2 separate regions of the Homo sapiens genome follow, and region 1 is linked to region 2. Evidence: chromatin loops called from intact Hi-C (ENCODE). Cell type or tissue: Caco-2. All regions are shown on one strand. Each heading gives the region's core, and the rest is flanking DNA. Links, peaks and the distances in the headings are about the cores only. Region 1 overlaps TBC1D14 (TBC1 domain family member 14). Region 2 overlaps KIAA0232.

What was found. Hi-C counts contacts between places; a loop is a spot of excess contacts. Peaks named below come from ENCODE experiments on the same cell type or tissue, not always from the same donor. Only the 100,000 strongest peaks of a DNase experiment are listed, where the experiment ranks them.
Region 1: a loop joins it to region 2, with 2.8 times the contacts of the local background. A loop is called at or near these places in 12 of 110 quality-filtered maps.

What each region holds. Positions count from the first base shown.
Region 1 is chr4:6,951,181-6,956,180 of GRCh38, reverse strand. All of the region lies in intron 2 of TBC1D14 (TBC1 domain family member 14), which reads right to left. Among named protein-coding and RNA genes, the nearest start is that of TBC1D14, 44 kb to the right of the region's middle. In Caco-2, for the core only: no CTCF peak of the experiment used is centred there; DNase peaks (open chromatin) are centred at 390 and 2,020; H3K4me3 peaks cover 514 bases.
Region 2 is chr4:6,882,455-6,899,767 of GRCh38, reverse strand. It overlaps KIAA0232, which reads right to left. Exons shown (of 10, transcript NM_014743.3): 10 at 15,604-17,313. Among named protein-coding and RNA genes, the nearest start is that of TBC1D14, 19 kb to the left of the region's middle. RefSeq lists an enhancer at 6,594-7,150. In Caco-2, for the core only: no CTCF peak of the experiment used is centred there; DNase peaks (open chromatin) are centred at 6,037 and 7,217.

The DNA of each region.
Region 1 (5,000 bases), core at 1-5,000, 60 kb before region 2:
ATTCTCTAAGAACAAAACTTTATTATGAAAACAAAGTACAAGTCGGGGGGCTATGATCTGTCTCCTTCAGCAGAATGTCAAGCTCATGGAAGTGGGTACCACCTCTTCTAATTACCGCTCTGTCTCTAGTGCCTACGACAGTTCCTGGCACTGAGTAAAACACTCAGATTATTGAATGAAAGCTTTTTTCAATTAATTTTTATAAAGATTACATGAGAATTATTATTGCACTTAACCAAGAGGAAGGTAGGAGGCTGGGGAGATGGGCCCAGACTCGTCCACCTAAACAACACAGAGCTGCGACTCGGACTTACGTGTCCGAGGCTGCTACCTGTCCCTGAAGGCAGAGGACAGCTGGAGAGGCAGGACGCAATCCTCCCTGACCTGGTGGAGCAGGTTCCACAAGCCACGGACACTCATCAGGGCTTTCTCAAAGCCTCTCAAGTCTTAAGAAATAAACCCAAAGTCCCCTCCCTCAAGATACCATACACTTCAACGCCTGTTTGCACTTCAGCAGTTACTCAGGGCTTCTTGCTCTTTCCCTCCTTTGTCTCATTAACAGAAACTGCTGGCAACTTCCGATTCCAAAGCAATCAGAAGCCAGCTGAGCAATGCAGCACTCGGCTCCCATGGAGAGTGCCAGGCCCAGGAGGGAATCTTTGCCACCACTTTCTGAAGCATAGTTACCTGGTGCAGGGCACTATCAGGTGCCTGCCTAGTGCTGCACCAGGCACTTTACCTATGTTTTACATCCTCCTCCCATGACCCTACAAGAAAGGTATTACAGCCGCCACCGTACGGACAGGACACCGAGGCCCAGCGAGGCTAAGACGCTTCCTCCTGAAGGGACATAGCAATCCTGTTATTCACCAAAGGTAGAGAAGGCAAAACCTAAATGCTTCCTCTAAATCCCACTTCCGAGGTATACTTTCCAGATCTCCACCCCCCAAAAACTGACATTGCCACACACATTCATAGGGGCCTCTGACTCTCCTTTGAAAATGCAAGGGAAAAGGGCCAGCCCTCTGAACTGTCACAGAGACATGAAAAACAATGCAGCCTCCTTCAGAGCAAACCTCCTATGTAAGAAAATCCTACCTCCTCCACAGGAAACACGAAGAAAGAAAGTGAGGTTCTATTACCATGATCAATCACTGTGCTCAAAATTCCTAGTTCCACACACAATCCAAAGTACCCAAGAGCTGGAAATACTTGGAGCCACTCTTCTTTCAGAAAATGCTACTCAAGTAGCAACTGATGCTAAAAAGTTAATCCAGGCCGGGCACGGCCGCTCACGCCTGTAATCCCAGCACTTTGGGAGGCCAAGGCGGGTGGATCACTTAAGGCCAGGATTTCAAGACCAACCTGGCCAACATGGCAAAACCCCATCTCTGCTAAAGAAAAATACAAAAATTAGCCAGGCGTCGTGGCACACGTTTGTAGTCCCAGCTACTTGGGAGGCTGAGGCAGGAGAATCGCGTGAACCTGGGAGGCGGAGGCTGCAGTGAGCCAAGATCGTGCCACTGCACTCCAGCCTGGGCGACAGAACCAGACTCCGTCTCAAAAAAACAGTCCTTAAAAACAGAATATCCAAGTCAAGGAAGTGCAGTGGGCATGAGATACACATAAGCACAAACACCAGCCCAGGGAGCTCGGGCACTCAGAGATGCTGCCTAGATAGAAAGGATCACCTCCATTTCACACCGGGGGAGACCCACAGAAACACCTCAGCCCAACCAAGGCCGACGGTCACATGCTGTCAAAGCTACACGCAGGAAAGACTCTGCTTCCAGTTAAGTCTCCAGTTCCAACAGCAAGAAAGGCAAGAAAGCAGCCACAAACCTGTCCATGAACAGGAGCGCAGGGGAGATGGCCATCATGTCTACTGTGACCTCGCAGCTCCGAGGGGCCGGCTGCAGAAGCACGGACTCTCCCCGTGCCGCATTCCTGGCACGCCAGAGCCACAGTCCCGGGGAAACTCCATGGGTGCACTCGGAGCCCCGCCCCTCGCGTCTGCCAGATGAAGGCAAGCTGGACCCAGCAGGCCGGCGGAAAGGCGGGGGCGGCAGGGCGGGCCTCCCCAGTCACAGGGAGGGAGGAGTGAGCCCAAAGTCTGGGAAGCAAAGCCTGAGTGACGGGTTCTCGGGCCTGGGACACGGCTCCGCACCACATGCCGTGGCAGGGCAGGCTACCAGGCACAAAACCCACCGGGACCTCGGACCTGGAAAAGCGCCAAGCACACAGCACGTCCAGGCTACCTGTCACAAAACCCACCGGGACCTCGGACCTGGAAAAGCGCCAAGCACACAGCGCTTCCTGAGCGTCTGCAGTGTGCCAGGCACTGTGCCTTGTGAAGCAGCGGCCAGGTCTGCCGTTGAGTCACAAGCACAGAACCGTGAAATTAATCCAAATACCTACACTAGAACCATCGCTCTGGATTCCCCCTCACTCACTTCAAATGCTGTTGAAGACAAAAACGAAAACCCAGAGCTAACTAACAACCTCATGTCCCCCAAAACTGATCTATTCTTTTTTTTTTTTTTTTTTTTTTGAGACGGAGTCTCGCTGTCGCCCAGGCTGGAGTGCAGTGGCGCAATCTCGGCTCACTGCAGGCTCCGCCCCCTGGGGTTCACGCCATTCTCCTGCCTCAGCCTCCCGAGTAGCTGGGACTACAGGCGCCCGCCACCTCGCCCGGCTAATTTTTTGTATTTTTTTTTTTTTTTAGTAGAGACGGGGTTTCACCGTGTTAGCCAGGATGGTCTCGATCTCCTGACCTCGTGATCCGCCCGCCTCGGCCTCCCAAAGTGCTGGGATTACAGGCGTGAGCCACCGCGCCCGGCCAACTGATCTATTCTTATGGCTGGGCGTGGTGGCTCACGCCTGTAATCCCAGCACTTTGGGAGGCCGAGGTGGGTGGAACACGAGGTCAGGAGTTCAAGACCAGCCTGGCCAAGATGGTGAAACCCCGTCTCTACTAAAAATACAAAAATTAGCTGGGCATGGTGGTAGGTGCCTGTAATCCCAGCTACTCGGGAGGCTGAGGCAAAGAACTGCCTGAAGCTGGAAGGCAGAGGGTGCAGTGGGCCAAGATTGCACCATTGTACTCCAGCCTGGGCAACAGAGCGAGGCTCTGTCTCAGAAAAAAAAAAAAAAAAAAGAAAGAAAAAAATAGTTAGCTAGGCGTGACAGTGGGTGCCTGTAATCCTAGGTACTCGGGAGGCTGAGGCAGGAGAATCACCCAGGAGGCAGAGATTGCAGTGAGCCAAGATCACACCACTGCACTCCAGCCTGGGCGACAGAGTGAGACTCCATCTCAAAAACAAAACAAAAACAACAACAACAAAAAAAAACTAGTCTAAACCACCAGCATGCACTATGGGTTGGTTCCCCTTGGAGCCAACGCCATTCAGTTATGTCAACTAGCCCCTGCAGAATCATCCTCCTCAAGCCCCAGCCAGCATCCTCTAACAGTCAGCTCCATCATCCCTTAAAAAAGAAAACACCTGTCTGTGTGTTTATATGTATGCAAGGCACCAAAGAAGTCTGCTGAGAGGCACAGGATGAGAAGCAGAAAAGGGAATTTTACTTTTATTTCATAGATGTCTGCACTGTGTTTTAAAAAACCAAACAAGCACATATTACTTTTGCAATTTAAAAAACCCTGGACAATCAAGTACAAGAGCTGGCCTGGCAGAGAGTGGTCCTGAGCACCTAGTCTGTGCCTGGCCCAGGGGACCAGAGGGGATGAAACTGACAAAATCCCTGCCCCAGGGCAGCCAACATTTGATTCGGGGAGGGGGCCAATTAATGAATACGATCAAACCCTGTGGTTCTCAAGTGGGGAATCTGGACCAGCAGCGGCATCGCCTGGGCACTGGCTAGAAACACAAATTTCTTGAGTCCCACCCAGACCTATGGAACCATAAACCCCGGGTGGGATCCAGCAATCTCTGGTTCAACGAGCCCTGCAGTGGCTCCGATGCACACCTGGATCTGAGAACCACTGTTCTGAACGGCCGCATGCACTTAGAAAGGTGATTCCTGCTGTCCTACTTAACACTTCTCATCGGTTCCCACTACCCAGGGAGTTTCAAACCACATCTGGTCTAGCACATCAGCTATGGGTGGGGCCCAGAGCAGTCACTCCACAAAGGGGCATAACCACGACAACAGCCTATCAGCCAAAGCCTTCCCAGCCCTGCCGCCTCATCGCCAGTCTCCTTCCCAAATACAGACCCTGCAGCCTCGTGTTCCCATGCCTCTCCAAATCCTTCCTCAACACTCAACAGTCACAATTTATATATTATACCTCAACAACAACAACAACAAAATTAAGTCAATAATTTAGAAACTCACAAAGAAAACTCCAGGTCAAATGGCCTTACTGGTGAAGTCTTCCAAACATTAAGGAAGAAATACACTCACAGAACAGACCTTTCACTAGCCCTCTCCTCCACCATTCCACCCCCTGGGGAAATGTATTAGATCATTCGACAAATTATTTATTGGCATCATTTAATCATAAGAAACAGACTTATTCAACAAGGACTTTCTGATGTCCCTTTGAGGATCATCTGACAAAGTCTGTGAGGGAGGGGGTGTAGGTGAGTACATGAACACATTTTTAAAAATTCCCTTGTGAAAGTGTTTTATTACCTTTTTAATTTTTTTGTTGTTAATGAAAATAAGGTCTCACTATGTTGCCCAGGCTGGACTCGAATTCCTGGGCTCAAGCAATCCTCCCCCATCAGCCTCTGGAGTAGGTGGGATTGCAGGCTACCACACCCAGCTATTATTGTTTCAATTCATATACAATAAAATGGACTTTTTTGAATACAGTTCTATGAGGGTTTTTTATGTTGTTGTTGTTGTTGTTGTTTATTTTTTTTGAGATGCAGTCTTGCTCTGCCGCCCAGGCTGGAGTGCAATGGTGCCATCCTGGCTCACTGCAACCTCCATCTCTTGGGTTCAAGCGATTCTCCTGCCTCAGCCTCCTGAGT
Region 2 (17,313 bases), core at 3,707-8,706:
TGGGTACATTTCCTTTCAGTCATTCTTTTCTAAATGTTATGAGTTGGAGCTTTAGAGCTTCCTGATCTGTGGCTTACAAGTGGTGCAAGCAACGTCTCTGAGCTTCAGTTTTCTCACCTCTGAAAAGGAGCTTAAAAAACATTCCCTAGGCCAGGCACGGTGGCTCACGCCTGTAATCCCAGCACTCTGGGAGGCTGAGATGGGAAAATGGCTTTAGCTCAGGAGTTTGAGACCAGCCTGGACAACAAAGGGAGACCCCATCTCTAAAAAAAAAAAAAAAAATTAACCAGTAACCAGGCATGGTGGCACATGCCTGTTGTCTCAGCTACTAGTGAGGCTGAGGTGGGAGGACTGTGTGAGCCCCAGAGTTCAAGGCTGCAGTGAGCTGTGATTGTGCCACTGCACTCCAGCCTGGGCGACAGAGCCAGATCCTGTCTCAAAAAAAAAAAAAAAAAAAGAATGCTCACAGACTAAGTGGAAGTTATATGAGACAGAATAATTTGGAGTGTTAGTAGCCAACCAGGACAGGTAGTGGCTGCTTTGTGATGATGAGTAGAGTGTAGGTTTATTAATTTACATCTATCACACGGCCAACTCCTCATTTTCCAGATGGAGAAACTGAGGCCCAGGGAAGAAAAAGTTACAGAGTGAAGGAAGACCAAGGCCAAGAACCCACCTTTATTGTCTCCCACCCAGGACCCACTGGGAACCTCTCCTACAGCCTGTTCTGTGCTGTAGCAAACAGTAAAGGTTCTCGAATGTGCCTGTTTCTTCCAGGAAGCCGCCTCATCTGGCTGAGACGGTTTGCAAAGCATTTGTTTATGCATAAATGATTGTGGTTATTGAGTTTCAGTGGGAAACAGCTGGAATGTCCAGTAAAGGTGTGGCCAAGTGTCAGCCCTGCCTCATGATGTGAAGCATCCTTTAGGTGAGAGATTTTATTTTTTACTAATTTTAATTTTTTTTTTTTTTTTTTGGAGACAGAGTCTCTTTCTGTTGCCCAGGCCGGAGTGCAGTGGTGCGATCTCAGCTCACTGCAAGCTCCGCCTCCTGGGTTCACGCCATTCTCCTGACTCAGCCTCCCGAGTAGCTGGGACTACAGGCGCCCGCCACAACACCCGGCTAATTTTTTGTATTTTTAGTAGAGACGGGGTTTCACCGTGTTAGCCAGGATGGTCTCGATCTCCTGACCTCGTGATCCACCTTCCTCAGCCTCCCAAAGTGCTGAGATTACAGGCGTGAGCCACCATGCCTGGCCTATTTTAATTTTTCAATTTTTTTTTTTTTTTTTTGAGATGGAGTCTAGCTCTGTCACCCAGGCTGGAGTGCAGTGGCACGATCTTGGCTCATTGCAACCTCTGCCTCCCGGGTTCAAGTGATTCTCCTGCCTCGGCCTCCTGAGTAGCTGGGATTACAGGCGTCCGCCACCACACCCAGCTAATTTTTTGTATTTTTAGTATAGATGGGGTTTCACCATGTTGGGCAGGCTGGTCTTGAACTCCTGACCTCGGGTGATCCACCCACCTTGGCCTCCCAAAGTGCTGGGATTATAGGTGTGAGCCACCATGCCCAGCCTAATTTTTTAATTTGTTTGAGAGGGAGTCTCACTCTGTTGCCCAGGCTGGACTGCAGTGGCTCTATCTCAGTTCACTGCAACCTCTGCCTTCCAGGTTCAAGCAATTCTCTTGCCTCAGCCTCCCAAATAGCTGGGATTACAGGTGTGTGCCACCACACCTAGCCAATTTCTGTATTTTTAGTAGAGGTGGAGTTTCTCCATGTTGGGCAGGCTGGTCTCAAACTCCTGACCTCAGGTGATCCACCCGCCTCGGCCTCCCAAAGTGCTAGGATTATAGGCGTGAGCCACTGCACCCGGCCAAGATTTTAGAATATCTTAATGGCATGAATGGCATGAGTTGTTTAACTCTGTGACCTTCTCGCTCACAGAGTAAGATGTAAAATTAGACCTAAGGAATGCTGTCAATTGTGAAAAATGTCCACAGAAAACAGCCTGTAGTAGAGTTTTTAGCATGTGTACTTTACACTTTTTATTAATTTTGAAATTTTCTATCATCTTATTATATCCTTTACAATCAAACAATTTCATTAAAACAAGGTAGTTCAGGAGAACAGAATACCAGGTTTGCAGGGAGAACATGTTCACCCATTCACAAGTTCTCAGAGCCAGGCACAAGGAGAGCAAATGCAGGTGGAGGGCACCTGTAATCCTAGCTACTCAGGAGGCTGAAGCAGAGAATTGCTTGAACCCGGGAGGTGGAGGCTGCTGTGAGCTGAGATCACGCCACCACATTGCAGCCTACGTGACAGAGTGAGACTTCGTCTCAAAAAAAAAAAAAACACAAAAAAATGCAGGTGGAGTCCCACCCTTGTGGAAATCTGTGGTCTTAGCGGGAAAGGGAGATGCTGATCAAATATTCACATGAATCAGAAAGATACTGCAACTGTGGCAAATGTTATAAAAACATACACTGGGGGCTGGGTACGGTGGCTCATGCCGGTAATCCCAGAATGTTGGGAGGCCGAGATGGGCGGATCACGAGGTCAGGAGATCGAGACCATCCTGGCTAACACAGTGAAACCCCGTCTCTACTAAAAATACAAAAAATTGCCGGGTGTGGTGGCAGGCGCCTGTAGTCCCAGCTACGCAGGAGGCTGAGGCAGGAGAATGGCGTGAACCCAGGAGGTGGAGCTTGCAGTGAGCCGAGATTGCGCCACTGCACTCCAGCCTGGGCAACAGAGCGAGACTCCGTCTCAAAAAAACAAAAAAACAAAAAAAATACACTGGGGGCACAGGAGATGATTGGTTGGCTGTGTCTCCACCCAAGTCTCATCTTGAATTGTAGCTCCCATAATCCCCATGTGTCATGGGAGGGACCCGGTGGGAGGTAATAGAGTCATGGGGGTGGTTACCCTCATGCTGTCCTCATGATAGTGAGTTCTCATGAGATCTGATGGTTTTATAAGGGGCTTTCTCCCTTTTGTTTGTTCTACTTCTCCTTGCTGCTGCCATGTGAAGAAGGATGTGTTTGCTTCCCCTTCTGCCATGATTGTAAGTTTCCTGAGGCCTCCCAAGCCATGCTGAACTATGAGTCAATTAAACCTCTTTCCTTTATAAATTACCCAGCCTCAGGTATGTCTCTATTAGCAGTGTGACAGCAGACTATACTATATTGGCACCATAAGGGAAGCTGATACCTGAAGGCTGGTTGGCGTTAGTCAGGGGGATTGAAAAGAAAAGACACCCTTGGCAGCAAAAACAGGGTGCCCTGTGGTGCTGGTGTGTCCTAGTCCATGCGGGCTACCATGACACAATACTGTGCACTGGAGAGCTTATCAACAACCACAATTTATTTCTCACTGTTCTGGAGCCTGGAAGTCCAAGATCAAAGTAGCAGCAGATTGGGTGTCTGGTGAGGACTCACTTCCTGGTTCCTAGATGGTGCCTTCTCAATTGTGTCCTCACACGGTGGACAGGGTGAGGGGCCCATCTGGAGTCTCTTTTATAAGGACACTAATCCCGTCTATGAGGGCTCCACCCTCATGACCTCATCACCACCCCAAAGCCCAACCTCCTAACACTAGCACAGTGAGGGTTAGGATTTCAACATATAAATTTGGTGGCGGCGGCGGGGAGTGGATTAGACATTTAGGCCATAGCAGCAGGGAGCAATAAAGGAGGAGCTATCTGCTTGGAGCTGAGATGGAGGTAGATGTGAGGGGATGAGATCAGATTTGCATTTTGCAAAGATCATCCTGACTGCAGGGCAGAGAACGGCTGAGCGCCTTGAAAACTCGGGAATTCCAGTTTCCAAATGCCCAGAGCTCCTGTGAGTGGCAGCAGTGGGGGCTCAGCCTGCAGCAGGGTTGTCCGCTGTACCAAGCAAGTAACTGTCTAGCTTCTCAATGAGGCATCTTTAGAGGAAGGAGAGTGTCTGCCTCCTGGAATGTTCTTGAATACCACAGCAAGGAAAAGCCTTCAAGGGAAACCTCATGATTCTTTTTTTTTTGAGATGGAGTCTTGCTCTTGTTGCCCAGGCTGGAGTGCAATGTCGCGGTCTTGGTTCACTGCAACCTCCACCTCCCTGGTTCAAACGATTCTCCTGCCACAGCCTCCCGAGTAGCTGGGATTACAGGCGCCCGCCACCATGCCCAGCTAATTTTATTGTATTTTTAGTAGAGATGGGGTTTCACCATGTTGGCCAGGCTGGTCTCAAACTCCTGACCTCAGATGATCTGCCAGTCTTGGCTTCCCAAAGTGCTGAGATTACAGGCATGTGCCACTGCGCCTGGCCTTTCTTTTCTTTTTCCTTTCTTTATCTTTTTTTTTCTTTTTTTTAAGAGTCTTGCTCTGTTGCCCAGGCTGGAGTGCAATGGTACAATCTCGGCTCAGTGCAACCTCTGCCTTCTAGGTGCAAGTGATTCGCCTGCCTCGCCTCCCGCATAGCTGGGACTACAGGCGTACGCCACGCCAAGCTAATTTTTGTATTTTTAGTGGAGATGGGATTTCACCATGTTGGCCAGGCTGGTCTCGTACTCCTGACCTTAAGTAATCCGCCTGCCCCGGCGTCCCAAAGTGGTGGGATTACAGGCGTGAGCCACCACACCCAGCCAATTCTTTTTTTAATGAGACGATCTGGTATTGCTAACTGAGGTTGGGGCTCAATCAGAAATGGATGGCGGGCATTTATTTTCAAATTTGACAGGCAAGGAGGAAGTCATCCATAAAGGTGCTAAGCTGCACCCCAACGGATACAGGATGGCGCAGGGAAGTGAGACTCTGGTGGCAAGAGGAGGCCCGTGCAGATCCGTGGAGCCCTCAGCTGCTTCTCCGCAGGAGCTCAGGGGCTGGTGGGAGGCCCAAGCTCTGAAACGGTGGGAGAGGTGCCTCTACCACACCTGCCCAGCTGGTAAGTTAAGTTCAGCAAGGTGTCCGGCAACCCTGGGAGGGGCGTGGATGCTGAGTTTACACTCCCTCTGAAGCGGGAGGCCTTTTATTGGGAAGCACTGATGGAGAACCCTCCCCGGTCCATCTGCCTCTGGGAGAGGGGTTGCCTTGCGTGCTCAGCACCCCGCAGCCTGGGGATTGCTGTGGGATCCTGGAGAACTCACCAGGGGTTCCCAGGCAGTGGGTACCAGCAACGTCCCTGTCTCCTCCTCCCTCCCCTAGACGGCCACCAGGCTGTGAGGGGTGAGAATGAGATCCAAGCATCTGCTGCAACTTTTCCTGCTGATTCTACCTGGGGTCTCTAGAATTATGCCCCATTGCTGGCCAGAAAACCTATTTCCATCTCTAACATTTTAAAAATCTTTTTTCTTTTTTTTTTTAAGACAAGGTCTTGCTCTGTCACCCAGACTGGAGTCCAGTGGTGCAATCATAGCTCACTGAAGCCTTGAACTCCTGGGCTCAAGCGATCTTCCTGCCTCAGCCTTCTGAGCCACCATGTCTGCCTAATGTTTTCTTTTGTAGAGATAGGAGTCTCACTATGTTGCCCAGGCTGGTCTCGAATTCCTAGCCTCAAGAGATCTTCCAGCCTTAGACTTCGAAAGCCATTTAAAAAAATATTTTCAAACAAGTTTTATTATGGAAAATGTCAAATACATACATAGTAGAGAGAACAGTATAATGAACCCCTGAGGCCTACCCTAACAGTGATCAATATTCTGCTCTTCTCACCTCCTCCCCATATTCTTCCTATTGTAAATTTCCCTGGATTCCTTTAGAGTATATCTCAGATACGTCAGTTCACATGAAGATACTTCAGCTTCTTCTGTACATGTCTCTAGAAGAAAGACTTTTTTGGAAGTGTAGTCATAATACTGCCAGCATATCTAATAACACTGACAATTCCTCAGTATCTCCCGCTAGCCCAGTGTTTCTCTAACAGTGTCTTTTTACAGTTTGTTAAATCTGGGTCCAAAGGCCACATACCGCACGTGGTTTATGTTAGGGTTGCACAGTGGTGAGACCTGGTTTTTTTTTCAGTGTATTGCAACGATGACTTTGCTAATTCCTCGTGTACAGTTACAAAGGGCCTTCCCTTCCATGAATGAGTAACCAAACTCACTGCCACGCTGGAGCTGGGGTGGGTGATCTCCATTTTCTCCAGACAAGGACACTCAGGGCAGAGGAGGGCAGTGGCCTGCACAGGACCCCAGCTCAGCCATCCCTGCACCAGGCCAAACCCATGCCCAGTCAGCAGCCCAGTGCTCCATTCACATTTGTACAGTGAGCTCATCCAACTGTGAGAAGGAAGAAAATACCATGGTGATCTTCTTTGAAAAGCTACAGAATTTCTAGCAGATTCTCTGCTATGCATCAGTGGATTTTTTTTCCCAGACCTGTTCAACAGGCAGTATTTTTTTTTTATCATGATTTGTTTTTTTGTTTTTATTTATTTAGAGACAGGGTCTCACTCTGTCCCCCAGGCTGGGGTGCAGAGTCTGTCACGGCTCACTGCAGCCTTGACTTTCTGGGCTCAGGTGATCCTCGTACCTCAGCCTCCCAAGTAGCTGGGACTACAGGCATGTGCCACCGTGCTCAGCTAAATTTTTTTGTATTTTTTGTAGAGATGGGATTTTGCCATGTTGCCCAGGCTGCTCTCCAACTTGCGGGCTCAAGCGATCTTCCTGCCTCAGCCTCCCAAAGTGCTGGGATTACAGGTGTGAGCCGTGGTACCCAGAATGCACCAGCAGATTCTGAAATCCCTCACCTCGGAGACCACTGCTTGCCCAGGACACAAATGGTGCCCCTGCTTACAACGTTTTTGTGCCCCCTGCTGCCTCCAGGGTGAAATCCAGATGCCGCCAGGAAGCATTCAAGGTGCCCCAGCCATCCCTCTATTCTCGTTTCTTCCCACATCGCCATACCCATCCCAGCCAAACCCAGCTGTGACACTGAAGTTCACATTCTGATAGACCATACTTCTGGTATGGCTTGAGCAGCTGATTTTAGGGGGCACCGAGGAAGAAACTGGCACCTGTGGAGCACCCATGTGTGCCAGGCCCCTCAGTCCCGGGTGCTAAAACTCCAGTTTTACAGAGGAGAAAAGGGTGGCTTGCAGAGGGCGAATGACCTGCCGAAGGCCACACAGTGGGAACCAGGATTAATTTCGAGCCAGGCACTCTGGCGCCACACACTGGGTTCTTCCTGCTCCCTCCTCCCACAGGGCTGGGAGTGGGGCTTGACCCTGGAAAAGGGGAGGGGGTGCATTTCTGTCAGCCAGGGCTCCTCCCGCCACGCCCTGTTCAGCTTCACAGTCCCTGGGAGGCTGTGTCCCCTAGAGGTTTCCGCTGCTTTCTTTGATCTGCAGCCACTTGCCGGAGAGCTGGACGCTGCCAAGAAGGAAACCACACACTGTCAGTGGCGCATCTGCAGAGTCATGGGGTGGAAACGGACCCTTCTGTGTCTCCTCCAGATGAAACGCGTCACTTATTCTGCAGGAAGGGCTGCACCCTGAGTGTATAAACCCTGACTGTGCCTCCCTCCTTGCCCACCCTGCCCCACGCTGCTGGTCAGGACAGAGCCGGGAGCGGCCTGCTGACTTCATGAGGCTCCTGGGGGGCCACCAGGCTGGGGAATTTGGGGGCAAGATAATGACACATCTTCTCATGCAGAGAGTGGGGCTTCAGCCCAAATCCCTCAAACTCCTGAAAAGTGGAGAAAGAGGGTGCAGCAGGCAGGCTGGGGAGGCCCTCTGGAGTTTATCTAGGAGAGGTTAAAGAGGAAGTTGTGATGCTATCATTGCCAGAGAACTAGAGCTGAGGGAGGGTGACTGATTCAGAAAAATAAAATGTATTACCAGCATCAGGGTTAGGGCCTAGTACGTAGTAGGTCCTTGATATATGTTATTGAATAAAAGTTTCCAAACCCTGTATGTAACAGCTTGGGGCCTAACCCTGGAGAGGGGCTACGGTGACTACCTCATTCTTCTAAATACTTTCAAACTGGGCCATGGAACTCCTTGCTGCCTAGTCAACAAGCTGAAAGTAAACCTTAGTAACACAACCCTTGGACTATGATAGAGTTTGGACATTTTGTTCCTGCCCAAATCTCTTGTTGAATTGTAATCCCCAATCTTGCAGGTGGGGCCTGATGGGAGGCGTTTGGGTCATGGAGGTGGATCCCTCGTGGCTTGGTGCCATCTCTGCAATAGTGAGTTCTAGTGCCAGCCGGTTGTTGAAAAGTGTGTGGCACATCCCCTGCCCCCACTTCCTCCTGCTCCGGCCACGTAAGACATGCCTGCTTTAGGCTGGGCACGGTGGCTCATGCCTGTAATCCTAGCACTTTGGGAGGCCGAGGCAGGCGGGTCACCTGAGGTCGGGAGTTTGAGACCAGCCTGACCAATATGGAGAAACCCCATCTCTACTAAAAATACAAAAATTAGCCAGGCGTGGTGGCACATGCCTGCAATTCCGGCTACTCAGGAGGCTGAGGCAGAAGAATCGCTTGAACCCAGGAGGCGGAGGTTGCGGTGAGCTGAGATCATGCCACTGTACTCCAGCCTGGGTGACAAGAGCGAAACTCTGTCTCGAAAAAAAAGACATGCCTGCTTCCCCTTCCCCTTCTGCCATGATTGGAAGCTTCCTGAGGCCTCCCCAAAAGCCGAGCAGATGCCGGCATCATGCTTCCTGTAGAGCCTGTGGAACTATGAGCCAGTTAAGCCTTTTTTTCTTTATAAATTACCCAGTCTCAGGTATTTTTTTTGTAGCAGTGTGAGAATGGCCTAATACAGGGTGGCACTCTGTTGAATTTGGGGGGCATCCCCTCATTGTTTGAATGACTTTCACCCCAGGTGGGAGGAGTCCCAGGGCATCCCTGGGTACCAGCATCATTTGTTCCATAAACGCTGGATGCCACCAGTTGACAGGCCCAGTGCCCCAGCCCAGAAACCACCCCACAAACTTTCACTCTGTCCTTGCTGAGGGAGGCCTCTCTGAAATGGCAGTGGCCCATCCACAAATTTTGCAGTTGGGGAGACCAAGACCCAGAGACTTCTTTTTCTTCCTAATTAGCAGGTTAATGCCAACATGAAGACACCCTGTATTAGTCCATTTCACACTGCTATAAAGATATAACTGAGACTGGGTAATTTATGAAAAAAAAAAGAGGCTTAATTGACTCACAGTTCTGCAGGCTGTACGGGAAGCATGGCTGGGAAGGCCTCAGGAAACTTACAGTCATGGCAGAAGGTGAAGGGGAAGCAGGTACATCTTCACATGGCCAGCAGGAGAGACAGTGAAGGGGGAGGTGCTACACACTTTCAAACAACCAGATCTCCTGAGAACTCTATCACAAAACAGCACTAGGGTGCTGGATGGTGCTAAACCATTAGAGACCACCCCCAAGGCCCAATCACCTCCCACCGGCCCCACATCCAACGCTGGGGATCACAATTCAACATGAGATTTGGGTGGGGACACAGAGTCAAACCATATCACAAACAACCCCAAGCTGTCTCCATTCCCACTGTGTTGACTCTGGAAGGTCAGGGCACAGGTCAGTAGGAAAACGAGGCCTCCTGCTCCAGTGGGTGATGCCACCAACCCTGGGAAGAGGCGGGAAACCGTCTGCAGGTGGAGGAATTGAGTTCTGTAGGAGGAAGTCAGTCACTCAGAGGCCCAGGTTCTCCACTTCCTCCCCAGCTTGGGAAGAGGCAGCGGCAGGTGGGTGGTGGGGCTGGGGAAGGAGAGGCAGGGAAGTGAGCAGCAAAGGCTCCCTCGAGGTGTCTGCAGAACACCCGTGCGTCATGGCAGAGAGGGGCCGGGCTCACCCCGTATCCCTGGTAAGGTCTTATGGGGCAGCAAGGGCTGCAGCAGGACCTCCAGGCGAGGGGTGTGGCACTAAGATCAGTGAGGGCATGGGGGCAGCGACCACCCGCAGGAATGCAGTGCAATGCTCTAGCTAACAGCCAGGACCTGCAAGTTCGTTTTGTCACCCTCGCAGAGTCCCTAGTCTGTCTGAGCAATTCCCCCGTCCCTCAGTCTAGGGTGGTGGTAAGGCCTGAGCAGAGAGCCCGGGGAAAGCCACCAGCGTGTGCCAGGCAGGCCAGGGAGGGAGCTCCGGCGAGTGCGGCCACTTCTGTTATCAGGGGCTCGCAGCTGGCAGTTTGTGGGAGGTCGAAGTGGTTACGTTTGACATATGTGATCACCAGGAATCGGATCTAGAGTAGAGCCACAAACAATGCCCTCAGGCACCACAGGGTCCGGCCCCTCGCTGCATAGGAAGGCCCAGGAGAGGGTCAGGGCTCACTCAAGCCCCCAGTGATCCCTGAGGCGCCGCGACCTTGAGTCTGCGGTCGCAGCGCCCAGTCCGGGGTTCTCGCAGTGCCGCCTCCACTTCACTGAAGAGCGCTCCTGGCTTTGCGCACAAAGCGCGGGCAGCCTGTGGTGTCACCCTTGGGTCCCCAGCCTGCAGTCTCCTGGAGGACAGGCCTGTGCCCAGCCACATGCGCGGGTGAATCCTGAGCGCCCCAAGGGGGGTTCCCAGACTTTAGTTCCGCGGTGGCTTCCGGCTCCCGTCTTGAGGGTCTGAAGGTGTGGGACTTGGCCCCCTGGGAGTGGCGGCGGTAGCGGGGGCACAGCGCTGGTTTGTGGAGGCCACGGTAGTGGGAAAGCAGCACTGCACTTGGGAATCAGATGAGCCATCGGCAGACCCCGGCTCACACCTCTGCCGGGTGCTCCTGGGCCAGAACTTTGGGTTCTCAGCCTCGGTGACAGACACCCTGAGACTGCTGGGAAAGACGCAGAGATGATGGGCCGTAGGTAGATCTGCTCTACCCATAGCAGCTCGGTCAGAGCAGGGTAGACCCGAGGGCTCCAGGAACTCGTGGAGCGGGGACTGACCTGTCTCCCTGCCCAGTCCCAGGACTCACGTCTTCCTCCTCCCTCTAGGGCCCCGGGCAGGAGGGACAGCACTGCTGGTGCCCACTGTGAGGGCTGGGAGGGACCACGTGGGGACGGCAAGAAACCCTCAGGAGGGAGCCTGTATTCTATTCAGGGAAATGAGCGGACACTTTGCCTGCCAGTTCTCCTCCCCTAGCCCTGGGAGGGAGAAGGGTCCCCATCTCACAGTTGAGAGAGCCACTGGCTCAGGGTCACAGCTCACGAGGAGGGGGCTCTTCCTATCACCCCTCCTCAGGGGCAACATCCCCACACAAACTCACACATCAGGGGCTCCTGGCCTTAGCGCTGCTGAGGACCAGCATTTCGTGTGCTCCTCAGCCTCAAAATGTAGCCTCACCTGGAAGGGGAGGGTCACTGTCCCCACCTGTGACAGGGCCAGAGGGTGGGGTCCTCCCCACCCCTGGACTGTGATAGGAAGTGGGAGACCGTGTGCCTGCCCCCTCGCTGCAAGGCCAGGGCCCTCCCCACCATCCTCCCCAACGGACGTGGTGGCCAGAGCCCTCGGCCCCAGTGGGCACACTTGGCTCTGCTGCTGCCCTGGCCCCTGCCCTCTGGTTCAGCCACCACTGGGAGCCAAGGACAGCCAAAGGAGTTGGTCTCCTGTGTCGAAGGGATAGCGTGACCTCCCTTCAGGGCGAGATCATGGTGACAGCACTGTGGTCAGCACTCAAGGATGAATGGCCTCTGTGGGGCTGACCCCTGCTGACCCCCGCTGACTAGGCAGGCCTGGAGCTGCAGATCCAACAAGGGCCCTTAAAGGGCTCTGCTAGCACAGGGGGGAGGGCAGGGAGTGAGAGACCGCCTGCAAAGAGGCAACTGTCTCCTTAGTTACTGGACTCAGTGCTGCAACTTCTCTTTTGCATTTCCGTTTTTGCTTTTTTTGAGTCCAGTGTGAAAGGAAAATAAAAACGTGGGACCGTAATTCACTGTGCTAAAAGGAAATACTTAAGATGAGAATAGACTCATGCAAGAAGCTGCGTTTCCTTATGTTCTTAAGCAGATAGCTACAGCGAAAGGGCCAGACAGGCCAGGCACGGTGGCTTCACGACTGTAATCCCAGCACTTTGAAAGGCCGAGGTGGAAGCATTGCTTGAGCCCAAGAATTCACGGCCAGCCTGGGCAGCATGGTGAAACCTCTGTCTACAAAAAATACAAAAATTAGCTGGGTGTGGTGGCGCACACCTGTGGTTCCAGCTACTCGGGAGGCTGAGGCTGCAGTGAGCCAAGATCGAGATCACGCCACTGCACTCCATCCTGGGTAAGCGTGAGATCCTGTCCAAAAAACAAAACAAAACAAAAAGGCCAGCTATCTCCACAGGTAGCTACTCTGTGTTCACTGTATCTTACGTAAAGTGAGGATTTAGTGCGTACAAGTCAAATACCTAATTGACTACTCCCCTACCTGCTCCTTTTCTCTCGCAACCTGTGGATTCAGTCGTGTGACCACACCCTCCCCCTTCCCCCTCCAGCCCACTTTTCCCCTTTAAATACAGAAGCTCTCAAAATCATCTTTGGAGAAAGGCACAGACCTCTCTCTCTCAGGTGTGTCCTGAGTCTTGGCAAAATACACTTCTAAATTAATTGAGGTCTGTCTCAGGTACTTTTTAGTTTGCACTCTAGTATTTATGCAGATGGACTATTTTATGTTTATAACCAACCCTTAGGAGAGAGGTCCAGTTATGATCTCCATTTACATCTAAAGATACCAACGTGTGAGACTGAGTAACTCGCCCAAGGACACACAGCCGGGGCTGACACAGCAGGACTCCCTGCAAGTACGCAGACAATACATAACTTTTTTTTTTGAGACGGAGTCTTGCTGTCACCCAGGCTGGAGTGCAGTGGCGCGATCTCAGATCACCACAACCTCTGCCTCCCGGGTTCAAGTGATTCTCCTGCCTCAGCCTCCGGAGTAGCTGGGATTACAGGCGCCTGTCATTATGCCTGGCTAATTTTTGTAGTTTTAGTAGAGACGGGGTTTCACCATGTTGGCCAGGTTGGTCTCGGAACTCCTGACCTCAGGTGATCCGCCCACCTTGGCCTCCCAAAGTGCTGGGTTAACAGGCATGAGCCACCGTGCCCAGAGACAATACGTAACTTAATGAGTGGGATTTTGTGAGATGGAGGTTTCAGTGTTAAATGGACTCTGCAGTCAGTGCCCAAGGTGAATTCGGGCTCCAGCATCCACCAAGTGTGAGACTGCAAGTGCCTAATGCCCCATTGTGCCTCAGTTTACTCATCTGTAAAACAGAGCAGCTGTAGCTCCCTCATAGGGTTGCTAGTTAACACTCAAGAGCGCTTAGAATGCGTGGCAGCCAGTAAGCCCTCAGTGTCAGCTGTTGACTATGACTAGCACAGACAATAGCAACGCCAACCAAACGTTAGGTGGCAGCATCATTACCAGCTTGATAATTGAGGCAACCGTCCCTGAACATGCTATTAATTAACCACACCAGTGGCACAAGGCTAGCAGCGGGCTCTGAAACGACAGCTCATTTCCTAATCTCTGCGTTCACAACAGTGGCCAGCTTGTGACGCCATCCGACTGGCTGCTTTCAAGAGGAACCAGGGGCAGGGGCTTCCTTTCTGTTCCTGGACTGCTGGTAGATGCAGGCCTCCTGGGCACTGCCACAGCCACTCATGGCCAGAGTGGCATCTGTAGTGGCAGCAGCAGCAGGCACACAGGGCAGTGGCCAGAGCACTTTCAGTGAAAAAGGCAGAAGCCTTTACACTCCACCCCGGGCTGTTCTAAAAATACTTAGCTGTGGTGTCAGAATTCCTGGCCCGAGAGGGGAGGACTGCCTGAGCTCCGGGAGGTGGAGGCTGCAGTGAACCGAGATGACATCACTGCACTCCTGCAAATCGGTGGGGTAAGGACTTTAAAAATGGTGTTGGGGGGTGGGCCAACTACATCCTTTAGGGCCTGTGCTATTGCCAGGTGCAATGGCTCAGGCCTGTAATCCCAGCACTTTGGGAGGCTGAGGTGAGGAGGATGGATTGAGGCCAAGTAATTGAGACCAGCCTGGGCAACCCTGTTCCTACAAAAAATTAAAAAATGAGCTGGGCATGGTGAGGTGTGCTTATAGTCCCAGCTATTAGGGAGGCTGAGGCAGGAGGATCACTAGGCCCAGGAGTTTGAGATGACAGTGATCATGCCACTGCACTCCAGCCTAGGTGACACAGTGAGACTGTCTCCAAAAAGGAGCTATGCACAGATTTCAAAAATTTTTTGCACCAAAATAAACTTGTACTAACTTGTTATAACATGTCTTAAGATCTACTTTGAGGCACTAAGAAGGGTATGACTGTTTGAAAAGAGCACCTATCAGAGCAACATGAATTCTGCTAAAAATGGAAGCAAGGACATCAAATTTATGGTGATGCTTGGGTGGAAGAATGGTGAGATCAGTGATTTTTTTTTTTTTTTTTCCTGAGACAGAGTCTCGCTCTGTTGCCCAGGCTGGAGTGCAGTGGCGTGATCTCGGCTCACTGCAGCTTCCGCCTCTCAGGTTCAAGCAATTCTCTTGCCTCAGCCTCCTGAGTAGCTGGGACTACAGGCACATGCCACCACGCCTGGCTAATTTTTTTGTATTTTTAATAAAGACAGGGTTTCACCATGTTGGCCAGGATGGTCTCGATCTCCTGACCTCGTGATCCACCCACCTCAGCCTCCCAAAGTGCTAGGAATACAAGCGTGAGCCACCACACCTGGCCCAAAATCAATGATTTTTTTACAAAAAAGCTTATGGGGACAATGCCCCGCCCCCAGCCAAAATCAGAGGTTTGCCAATGGGTAACTTGTTTTAAGAAGGGATGAGACAATGGTGAAGACCTCCTCATCAATTTGTGAGGAAAAAATTAATCTTATTCATGCCTGAATCAAAGAGGACCAATGATTAACAGCAGAAACAACACCCAACACCACAGACACCTCAGATGGTTCAGCTTACACGATCTGACTGAAAAATTAACGTTGAGCAAACTTGCCACTCAATGGCTACCAAACCACTGCACTCAGATCAGCTGGAGACAGCAGCAGAGCTTTCAGGGGAAACTTTCAACAAGAGGAATCAACATCCTAAAGCATTTCCTCTGAGAACTGTAACAGGAGATGGAACATGGCTTTACCAGCACAATCCTGAAGACAATGTGATTGTGATCACAGCACTGGCTACCGAGAGGTGGGAGGGGTCTCCTCATAGCAAATGCAGACTGGTCAAAAGCAGAGGCCAGGCAACCATTTTCTGGGATGCTCAAAGCACTGTGTATGTGCTGACTTTCCAGATGCCCAAAGAATGTTAACATCTGCTTATGACGAGTGTTTTGAGAAAGTTAGCCAAAGCTGTGGCAGAACAATGCCTAGGAAAGTTTCACCAGAGCCCTTTTCCACCATGACAGTGCTCCTCCTGCTCATTCCTCTCAGCAAACGAGAGCCATTTTCCAAGAGTTTTGATGGGAAATCATCAGGCATCCACTTTGCAGTCCTGATTGGGCTTCTTCTGACTTTTTGTTTCCTAATCTTAAAAAGCTGTAAAGGGCACCCATTTCTCTTCAGTTCACAATGCAGAGACTACACTGACAAGGTGAAATTTCCAGGAGCCTCAGTTCTTTAGGGATAGACTGAATGGTTGGTATTATGTCTTATAGTAGTATCTTGAACTTGATGGAACTTATGTTGAGAAATAAAGTTTATATTTTTTTATTTTTCTTTTAATTCCATTTTCCATGAACTTTTAAAAGTCCCCTCATACATGTTTACAGATGTCCATAGAAACGTTATTCAGATACTGAATAAACAACCAAAAAAACATTGTTTTATCAATGAGGAACCTGTTAAATCTACATAATACAGCTATAAAAATAATTATGTAGTTCTATAATTACCGACATGAAGACATCTGAGTAAAAACCTATTTCTGATGTTATAGAAGAACAAGTATAGTACACTCTTGAATGTAAATTTCTCTGTGTATGCATTCATATATACTGTACATTCAGAATCCTGGAAAGGGGCTTGCACAGATGTTACCAGTGTATGTCTCAGAGTGACAGAAGGACATATGAGTTTTCCTTTTCCCTTATACTTCTTTAAAAACACACTGATTTTTTTTGCACAATGAATATCAATCATATTAACATATAAAGATTTAATTTTTTCCCCAGAAGAAAACAAAAAGATTGAGCTTTGTGTACCATCCACGGACAAAAATGCTATGTGTTTTGCAGACTCAGGTAGTAGTCCCTGCGTGTGCTGGGGGTGAGATGGGGAGGAGCCGCTGATTTCTCAGCAGGCCACACCACTTTCTTCCCTAGCAAAGCTGCACAATGTTTTCAGCAGTGTCTGCAATGAGAGCTAAATGACCTCCATCTAGAACAAATGTAACCTGGGCACTTGCTCTTCCACGGATGCTCATGAGTAAAAGGAAGCTGGAGTTCTTTACAAAAGAAGCTTTGCTATGAGAAATAAAAACAACAAACTGTTTTTTACAATTTTTATTTGGTGTTAACTCCACAAGAAAACAAACAAAAAAAAATCAGTTACTCTGGTGTACGTGAAATCAGAACAATACAACCACGGGAAAAACAATCTCAGCCCAGGAATGGAAACTGGTACTTCAGTGCTATGGAAATGCAATGCGCTTCATACCACAGTGCGTTTCAGCGTTTGCCAACTTTTTAAAAATGCTTTTTCTTTGTGATCATCCATTCACAAAACTAAAAAGCCACACTTTCATCTCTGTTGCTGAAAGCCTCTGAGCTTCAGCTACTTAACTATGAAAACAAATAAATACATAATTTGTGAATCCCTTTGCTCACTTCGAATCCGTCCCATTCACCTGTGGAAGGTGCTGCATCTTCTCACCTGTGTCTGAGGAAGTGTGCACCTTTGCCACCTGGAGCCCTTTCCTAATAAACAGCAGCTGTCCAAAATCAACTGTGCTCAAGGTTGTGTCTGAAATCTATTTATTTGGTCTTTGCTACACAAGCAACGATTTCTAGAATAATCGTCACTGTAGTGATATGAGGAATTTACAACTTTCAATCCTTTTTTACTTTTGCTGTTAAATTATATTTCAGTGCAGATGCTTATCAATTTTTAGGAAGCTCCAGAAGAATGAAAAATACATAAAAACGTATCTGAAGTTCGTAAATAAATAACAGCAACATAAAACCTTACACATGCGCGCGCGCACGCGCGCACACACACACACACACACACACCCACCCACCTTAAAGTGTCAAAAAATGTGTTGTATAAAAATAAACCCTAACACGTGGGAAGATCGACCCGGCGGGCACACCAGGTCCCTCTCGGTGAGGACACACAGACCCTCAATGACTCCACAGTCTTTGATGGTACTTTCTTTTCTGTGTTATCAATTAAGAAAAAGG